2 separate regions of the Mus musculus genome follow, and region 1 is linked to region 2. The links are chromatin loops, found by intact Hi-C in ENCODE. Cell type or tissue: left cerebral cortex. All regions are shown on one strand. Each heading gives the region's core, and the rest is flanking DNA. Links, peaks and the distances in the headings are about the cores only.

Region 1 (4,379 bases), core at 192-4,191, 820 kb before region 2:
CCTTGGGCTCGCAGGCTGCTTCTGGGTTTCCTCTTAAGGATGCCAAGCCTCTCTCTACCCAACTCTCTCTAATTATCTTTTTGTATTCCCCCATTGCCACCAGAAGAAGAGCGCCCCAAACCCAGGTGAGGTGCTACAGGGTGGGTGTGGGTTACAAGCCTATCTTCTCATGCTCCTCCACCAAGAGAGACAGGGCAGAGAAATCAAAAGGCAGAGAAATCAGGGCTTGAACACAGCCAACCTTAACTCTTAAAGCAAGAAGTTGAGGACCTTCCTACATTGTGAAACAGGTCAGATATAAAAATAACAGCCTGGGTTCTAGAAAACCATGCAAGGGGACTCTGTGTTGGCCCAGGGCCAATCAAGGAAGGCTTCCCGAGGAGGTGATAACCTGGACCCTCTCGATAAAGACCTTGCTAGCTGAAGGAAAGTTGTAGGCAAGGACAGTCATTTCTTACACTCAAAGTGAGTGGTTATGTATAAAACCCACTCTGGGTGCAGAACCAGGCCATCGTGAGAGTATGGTTAAGCCAGGGAGGCCAGTACAGGCTGTGGAAGCTAACTGAGCTAAGAGGAGGCCCGGAGAGGCCAGGGCTAGAGCTTAGGGACTCTTGGAGGAAGGAACGCAGTTACAGAGGTTCCAGGTTGGAGAGCTACCAGGGAAGGAATGCAGGAAGTGAGGGCCCTTTCCAAGGACTTTTGGGACCGACAACACATGGTCCTTAGAGACACCAAGTGGATGAGCCCTGCCAAGGCAAGGAATGTTCTGACACATGAATTATTCGGGAAGTTTCTGCTAACTTGGGCCTTGGGAAAGAGTGTTTGCCAGGCAAGGTGTTGCTGCATCCTCGGAAGAGTAGTCTTGGTGATTCTGAGTTCAGCATCTGTGGGTTTTGCTGATCTTAAATCATAGCTATTAAAAGAAACTGTAGGTGACCCGAGCACGCAGACGTTTTTCTTGTTACAGCTGCGCACTGTTGCTGTTAAACAGCCAGTAGTACAGCGTTAGAGCAACCAGGCAACTGTAAGTTGCTTAGAGAATAGCGATCTTTAAAGTCCATGGCCTTTAGCATGCGTGATCCCCGGGCTTCATCCTTACCCTTGAAATAAAATCTTCAGGCCTGGAGAGATGGCTCGGTGGTTGAAAGCACTGACTGCTGCTCTTCCAGAGGACTTGGGTTCAGTTCCCAGTATCCACGTGGTGGCTCACAAACATCTGTAACTCCAGTTCCAGAGGAGCCGATGCCTTCTTCTGGCACTTGGCCATACACGTGTTACACAGGCAGCAGGCAAAACCTCATACATACACATAAAATAAAATGGTTAAGAAGAAAGTGAAGTATCTCAGAGCAGTGCAAAAGGAAGAGCAGTGCTTTTAAACTGTAAGGCCTTTATTACGTATTTTGCGTGTGTGAGCACAGAGGTGTGTATGGTGCAAGTGTGGGGTGCAGAGGATGATTTACAGGGGTCGGAACGCAGACAATCAGGCTTGTCATGGGGGTCTTTGTTTGCTGAGCTACCCCTGCCTGCTTTTTATGCAGAGCATTCAATATATGGCCTCGTATGTTTGAGACAAGCATTCCGTCTTGAGTCACCCGCAGCCCCTCACTGGGGGAGTCGCCCCCTGCCTCTCCCTGGGGGATTCTTGTCAGGCATTCTACGGCCGAATCTCATCCCTAGCCCTGTTGTGATTTTTCATTTTGAGGCAGTGTCTCTTAAGTTTCCATGGATGGCTTTAGATTCTCTCTAGACCAGGCAGGACTTGAATTTGCCTCAGACTTCCGAGCAGCTAGGACAACAGATCTGTGCCACCGGGTCCTGCCAGTTTTTACAAGTATGTCAAAACAGGCAAAACAAAATACTCAAACTGTATTTCCCTGACTGTGGTCTCACACAGACTCGGGGGCCGGTGGGGGTGGGGGTGGGGGGTGGCTGTCATTTTGAACAGCGTGTGGTAAGGCAGAGGAGGGAGGCCAGCCTGTTGATGATCTCCAATTCTATCGACACAGCCGTCCTGTGGTGCCTCCTTTGATTCCCCCGAAGATTCCAGAAGGGGAGCGTGTGGATTTTGATGTAAGTGACAGATGTCCTACCCCAGAAGCAGCTGCAGGATTCTTGGCGCCTTGAGCCTATTCTGAAAAGTGCCCTTCTATGCTTCCTTCATGAAAACCCTGGGGGTAACCCAGGGTCCTGTTATTAGCAAGGAATGCTTTGCTGACATCTGCTGGAAGCCATCCCAGCTGGCTGTCAGTCATCACCTAGGGCTGGGGTGGGGCAGGCTCCAGGGCCCTGTCCGGCGGCCTCACGGGCTCCCTCTTCAGGACATCCACCGGAAGCGCATGGAGAAAGACTTACTGGAGCTGCAGACGCTCATCGACGTGCACTTTGAACAGCGGAAAAAGGAGGAGGAAGAGCTCATTGCACTAAAAGACCGCATTGTGAGCCGGAAATCCGGGTCCTCTAGTTACATCTATCTCCCGTTCCCTCCCTCCATGTAGTGCTTTGGGGTCTCTGGGAGAAACAGCGGGGACATTGGGCGGGTCCACTCCAGTATCCATTTCTACCAGGAGTGCATTTTGGAGGCGGAGGCAGGAAGATTACCATGAGTTCGAGAGACTGTCTCAAAAAGGACAATTAAATAAAAGAAACTATCCTTATTTCGTTCGTCTACTGGTGGAGGGACAACTTGTGGGAGGGGATAGCCTCCAAGAACCCCCACATTCCCTGCCCCAATCTTCCCCTTAATACCCCTAGGAGAGGCGACGCGCAGAGAGAGCTGAGCAACAGCGCTTCAGAACGGAAAAGGAGCGAGAACGCCAGGCCAAGCTGGCGGTAGGTGTCTGTCCTTTCCCTATAGGAGAATACTTTATTTCCCATTTTGATACTCTCTACGGTTCTCAGAAAGTCCCTGTAATGTCTAGCATAAGGATTTTCCTATTGGAAGGGTGAACAGTGCATATAAATAAAAAGTCTGCGGCTGATCTAGCTTCAGGCAGGGCTGGACTAAGAGACTTAAGCCACAGCACAAAGGCTGAGCTTTGCTGGGTATGATGGCCTCAGACCTATGATCCCAGTACAGGAGAAGCCGAGGCAGGAGGATTTTGTGAATTTGAGGCTAGCCTGAACTATATACCAAGTTAAGGAGTGGCTCTCTCCGTGGCTCCAACTTCACTTATGGAGATGCTAAGCCATCAACTACCCAGGCTAGGCTCTTCCTCCATCAGGTATGTAAGGCCACATGTCGTGGACCCCTTTGTTCTCACAGGAGGAGAAGATGCGGAAGGAGGAGGAGGAGGCAAAGAAGAGAGCAGAGGATGACGCCAAGAAGAAGAAAGTTCTGTCCAACATGGGAGCTCATTTTGGGGGCTACCTGGTCAAGGTGAGTCTAGCCTGTGGAAATCTGCGTCTACAAGGAGGGAAGGGAAACTTGAGGGTGCTGGACCTCATCCAGGGCCAGCTGTCACTGTAGATAGCATGCGGCAAGTAGGTGAGGGAGACACTCTGCTGATTGTCTCTGTCCCTCTTCCGGCCACAATGTTCCTCTGGTGGTGCCTGGGTGTGAGGGAAGAAGACCGGGGCCTGTACGCTTGAGGGAGGGGGCACGGAATTTGAGTTCCTGAGTCTGAGGAGAGAGGGCTGGAGCCTGGAGCTCTGGGACTGAGGGAGGAGGAGGCTGAGGCTGGACCCCTGAGTGTCTGAAGGGGGAGGGCTGAGATGTACTCCTTGCATGTGGTGGAGGCACTGGCCTTGCTGAGTGGATTTAGCCTCCAGGTTCTATCCCTGGCTTGGGATTCCTCCCACTCCAGGCAGAACAGAAGCGTGGGAAGCGACAGACTGGTCGGGAGATGAAACTCCGGATTCTGTCTGAGAGGAAAAAGCCCTTGAACATCGACTACATGGGGGAGGACCAGCTCCGGTAGGTCCTGGCAGCTCTCAAAAGGCTTCCACGGGCGATACTCCGGGTCTGAGCCTTGGTGCTGTGTTACTTCAGGCAATTGGCACTCCTTTTTCTGGGCCACTGTTGCTTTCTATGTTCAAAATGTCACTCAAATGCAAGCTACCCGGTGGATGGCCTGGCCTGTAGTGTCTGGCATCCACAGTGCCCCCTTCCGTATTTAGGTGGAATTGCAGCATTCAGGGAGGAGGTAGGAGGATCAATTCAGGGTCATCCTCTACTGTATATTGAGCTGGAGGCCAGACTTCACACACACACACACACACACACACACGCACGCACGCACGCACGCACGCACGCACGCACGCACGTACGTACGCACGCACACACACACACACACGCGCGCGCGCGCACACACACACACACGCACGCACACACACACGCACACACACACACGCACACACACACGCACACGCACGCACAC
Region 2 (4,310 bases), core at 311-4,310:
TTGGACTGCACACGCCAGTCCAGAGGCTTAGCTTTTACAGGCCGAGGCCTGGCAGTGGCCAGCTGGATAAGCAGGGCTGATCTGGGCAAGGGAGTCACCCCATTTGAAGGTCCTGGTTGGGGAGATGAAGAATCTAGGGATGGGGCTGGGAGCAAAAAGAATTTACTGAGTCCACAAGGTCTCCTTAGCGCCAGAAAAATCCAACTAAAATTCTCCAAAGTTTCCCTCCCTCCTGCCCCAAATTTTAACTCTAAATCCTAAAATCTCACCTGCTCCCTCCTGCTCCGCAGAAGGCTGGCCATCATCACTGGTCTCACTCCCTTGGGTAGCCTCACTTCCACCGGCTTCTTGGCCTCCTTCATCTGCCCCTGAATCCTGTTCCAGCTTCTGCTTCTTGGCAGCCTGGCCCTCTACGATCTTCTCTAGAAGCTCCTGACGCCGGGTCTCCCGGGCCTCGGCTGCCAAAGTGTTCTGATCCTGGAAACTCTGCTCTTGCTGGCGTTTGAACGATGCTAGGGCCTGAGAAGTAAACTTAACTGGAACCCCAAGACACATCCTGCAGTCCCTTAGGAAGACAGGAATTCTGACCAGTTTACAACCTTCCAACAGGCCCTCCCAGGCCTTCCCACTATCAGGGCCTTTCGTTTCTTACCAAGCCATGGTTGCGGGGGTCCGGGCGCGGGGCGCTGACTAGGGTCACCGCGCCTATCTCGGCCAGGAGCCGGGCTTCTTCAGGCAGCAGCAGAAGCGGAAGGCCCAGGCGCGAGTTCTGGCGGGGCCCGCGGGGCAGGGCGCCCACCGTGCGTCCCCCGACTCCCAGACGCTCCCGCAGCGCCTGCACGGCCTCGGCTCCCCACACCAGCGAGCGGCCATTTGCGACCTCCACCACCAGCATCTTCCTGCGGAGTGGGGGTGCGTCGCGGTCACCCAAACAGCCCCACCGACCCGACTGAAGTCTTCCACGCCCTCAGCGCAAGACCCCGCCCCTCACCCCCCAAGGGGCGGGGCTGGGGTTGCCACCTGCCCCCCCCCGCCCCCCAGCCAAGATCTACCCAGGGACCAGTTAAGACCACGCCCCTCACCCAGGTCCCACCGTTCCGCTCCCCCTCAGCTCCAGGTGACCATCTTCTCTGCCAAAGCGTACCACCATCTCTCGTCCCCTCAGAGAGACCTCCCGCCATAGTGGTGCACCGCCCTTTTTGCAAAGTGGGTGTCTTCTTATGCGTCCGTCAAATCTCAGAACCTCAATGTAGGGTGGTTTGCTCAAGCCACACCCTCTTCTAAATACTTGGAGCCCAGCCCCTCCCCTTTCGAAGTGCCCAGATTCGCCTTTCCCGCCTATTCTGAGTCGGACTTTAAAAGAAACCCAGTCCTGTCTTGCGCCAGCTGTTCGATGTTCCAGCATCCTAAATTCGGCTCAATCGGGAGTCCTGCCTACCCGAACGCAAGCGTTTCAGCCTTCGGAAGATCTCGACTCTATTCCCGAACGCATGCGGGAGATCTCGGCTCAGTAGAATCAGCCACCCCCTCTAAGTTGCAAAAGGTTCAGCATTCGACCCTAGCCAGATCCCATCGTTCTTCCAGCTGTGGCCCCGCCCACTTCCTACCCAATTTAAGGAGTTCACAATTACGATTGAATCCACAGTCGCACTCGAGGTGCAGTGTGCGTCGTGGCTCCCTTTCAATCTGTCGTACTGTCCTCAGGCAGAGGCAATAAGTCAACCCCTAGCCAACACCAACTCTCGGCTAAGGCGGAGCTGGCCCTACGTAGCGCGTCCTCCGTCATCCCGTCAGGTCAGCAAAGCGGAAAAGCCAAGAAAGCCCTCACTGCCACTCCGGTCTGCACAAATGGGACCTTGAGGGTCATTGCTCTGGCCTCGCCCCCAAATCCACCAGTCATGTCGGCCCCGCCCCTTCGCCGTTTTCCGGTCTTCTGTGGCTCCGCCTTCCTCCCTCAAGACTATTAGCTCAGCCTGTTAAGTCTACTGATTATTTCCAAAGTTAGGCCAAAACGGCTGCCCTCAATATCATTTGACCGTGACCTGAAAAAGCATTCAGCTATCTGAAGTAAGTCCAAATATGCGATCCCGCCCACACCCCGTGGTTCTTTGACTCTCGGACCCCGGCTGATTCCGACTATCTCCGAAGTAAGCCGAAGCATGCGGTCCCGCCTACTTCGTTCTGCGTTCTTGAGCCCGCCTAACACTACACAACGACTTTTGGACCCGATTATTTCCGAATCAAGCCGAAGTGTGTGGTCCCGCCTACATCCGGCCGAGTTTGTAAACGCATCTAATTCCGAGCCGTGACTTTGGAATTCGGCTATCCCCGAAGTAAGCCGAAGCTGTGGCACTCCATGCCGAGGGCTTGAATGACCGAGTGTGCCCGAAGGAATCCGAAGCTGAAAGTCTGTCTCTGAGCTCCAGGTCCCTCCTCCTCAAGTCTCAACGGGACTCGAAGATCTTGGCCCCGCCTCTCTGACCCGAAACCCCGCCCCTTCACGTACTGGCAGCTCTTTGCCCGGGGACCTCCTAGAAAGATCGCGACAGGCATCTTGCGGCAGACTGGTGTTCTGGGTACCTTTCTTGCGGTGCTGTAACTCGTACAGCCGCGGCTCTCGGGGCCTGGACCGCGCAGCCCTGCCGGCGCCCTCCAGAACGGGCAGTGCGGGGGCGTGCTGAGCTGGGGAGGCGTGGCGCGAGCCGAGGCGGCCTCGAAAAGGAGCTCCGCAGTCTTCTGGCCCACGGACGGTTCAGGTGGGCCCAGGTTGGGTTGCATGGCGGCGTCACGAAGATCGTAGGGTGGCGGGGTGCGGGGACAGCGCCCAGAGCGTGGCCGGGCTGGGTGGCGTAACCGCCTGTGGATCTGCCGAGGCAGAATCGGATACACGCTGGCCTTCGCTGCGCGGGGCTGGGCTACGAAAGGTGCTTGCAGATCGTACAGGGTCATTGCCTTCTCTCCGAGGTACGGGTTAAAGAGGAGCCCAGAGCTCAGAGCTTAGAAAACAGGATGCTAAATGCTGGGCTTCTCCGAGCTGGGCGGGAGTGGGAGTACTGGGTCCTGTAAGACGCAGAGGAAATTGGGGACCCAGAAGGGCTCCAATGTACTCAGGAGGGTGAGGATGATACAGATTCCTGGGCTCTCAGAGAAGAGGGGTGTTGTGAAGGATTGTTTTTCTGGCCGGAAGGTGTGGGTCATAAATGGAAGTAGAAGTACTTTTGATTTCAACATTGGCAAAGGGGTGGGGTGGGGGCTTAATTCTTGGGTCCTGGAAGGAGGAGTGAGCTGGAGGCCTGGGTTCTCAAAGGGGATTCTACTGTCTTCAAAAGAGGAAGGGACTGGAATACTGGTTCTCACTGTGAGTCCTTCCTCCCCCAGACCATGACACCCGAAGAATGGACATATCTAATGGTCCTTCTTATCTCCATCCCTGTTGGCTTCCTCTTTAAGAAAGCTGGTGAGTCAGGTTCCTTGTCTAGTGGAAAATTAGGGTGAGGGAGCTGGGGTGGGGAATCACCCCTCCCGAAGGTTCTAGGCTTATACTTTACCTTTTCCTTTCAGGACCTGGGCTGAAGAGATGGGGGGCAGCAGCTGTGGGCCTGGGGCTCACCTTATTCACCTGTGGCCCCCACAGTTTGCATTCTCTGATCACCATCTTGGGAACCTGGGCCCTCATTCAGGCCCAGCCCTGGTGAGAACTAGGTGGTGAGAAAGGAAGAAGGATGCAGAGAAGCAGCAGTCTGTTTCCTCTTCGAGTCTTCTATTTCTTCTCCTTTAATCTTACTGTGTGTCGCTATGCCTTGGCCATCTTTCTTCCCACCTTGTGTCTTTGCCCCAGTCCTCAGTATCCATGTGGCAGACTGACTTCCATAGTCCAGTCAGGCTGAGCTCTGGCTGAAGTGCCTTCCTTCTTCCAGAAGCTTCTCTTAATGCCGGTCATTCTTTTCTTATCTCTGGCTGTGCCTCTTCTGTCTCTGTTACTCACCAGTCTTCTCACCTCTTCTTCTCTGTCTGAATGTGGGCAGGGGCGGGGGTGGGTATCTCAGGAGAAGGAAACAGAGGCTAAGGTCCCTGTACCCAACATTATGACTTCCCACCTCTGTCCTAGCTCCTGCCATGCCCTGGCTCTTGCCTGGACCTTCTCCTATCTCCTCTTCTTCCGAGCCCTCAGCCTGCTGGGCCTGCCCACTCCCACGCCCTTCACCAATGCTGTCCAGCTGCTGTTGACACTGAAGGTGAGACTTGGCGAACACTACTTCTTTTAGTCTCCCTGGGAGCTGGGGAGCCTCCTTGCTTTCTCCTCCCAGACT

Evidence for each region. A loop is a pair of places that touch in the nucleus more often than their neighbours do. Peaks named below come from ENCODE experiments on the same cell type or tissue, not always from the same donor. Only the 100,000 strongest peaks of a DNase experiment are listed, where the experiment ranks them.
Region 1: a loop joins it to region 2, with 1.9 times the contacts of the local background. A loop is called at or near these places in 3 of 42 quality-filtered maps.

What each region holds. Positions count from the first base shown.
Region 1 is chr7:4,508,011-4,512,389 of GRCm38, reverse strand. It overlaps Tnnt1 (troponin T1, skeletal, slow), which reads left to right. Exons shown (of 14, transcript NM_001277903.1): 6 at 104-125; 7 at 2,010-2,073; 8 at 2,322-2,438; 9 at 2,755-2,832; 10 at 3,266-3,379; 11 at 3,807-3,916. Among named protein-coding and RNA genes, the nearest start is that of Tnnt1, 5.8 kb to the left of the region's middle. In left cerebral cortex, for the core only: CTCF peaks have their summits at 2,316 (motif pointing left) and 4,106 (motif pointing left); DNase peaks (open chromatin) are centred at 2,318 and 3,847.
Region 2 is chr7:3,691,187-3,695,496 of GRCm38, reverse strand. It overlaps Mboat7 (membrane bound O-acyltransferase domain containing 7), which reads left to right and starts at 2,511. Exons shown (of 8, transcript NM_029934.4): 1 at 2,511-2,756; 2 at 3,379-3,457; 3 at 3,562-3,691; 4 at 4,109-4,235. The coding sequence starts at 3,382. Tsen34 (tRNA splicing endonuclease subunit 34) reads right to left here and starts at 1,887. Exons shown (of 5, transcript NM_001164204.1): 1 at 1,608-1,887; 2 at 653-899; 3 at 270-519; 4 at 1-145. The coding sequence starts at 895. In left cerebral cortex, for the core only: a CTCF peak has its summit at 2,656; DNase peaks (open chromatin) are centred at 1,850, 2,320, 3,597, 4,194 and 2 more places; H3K4me3 peaks cover 3,885 bases; H3K27ac peaks cover 3,542 bases.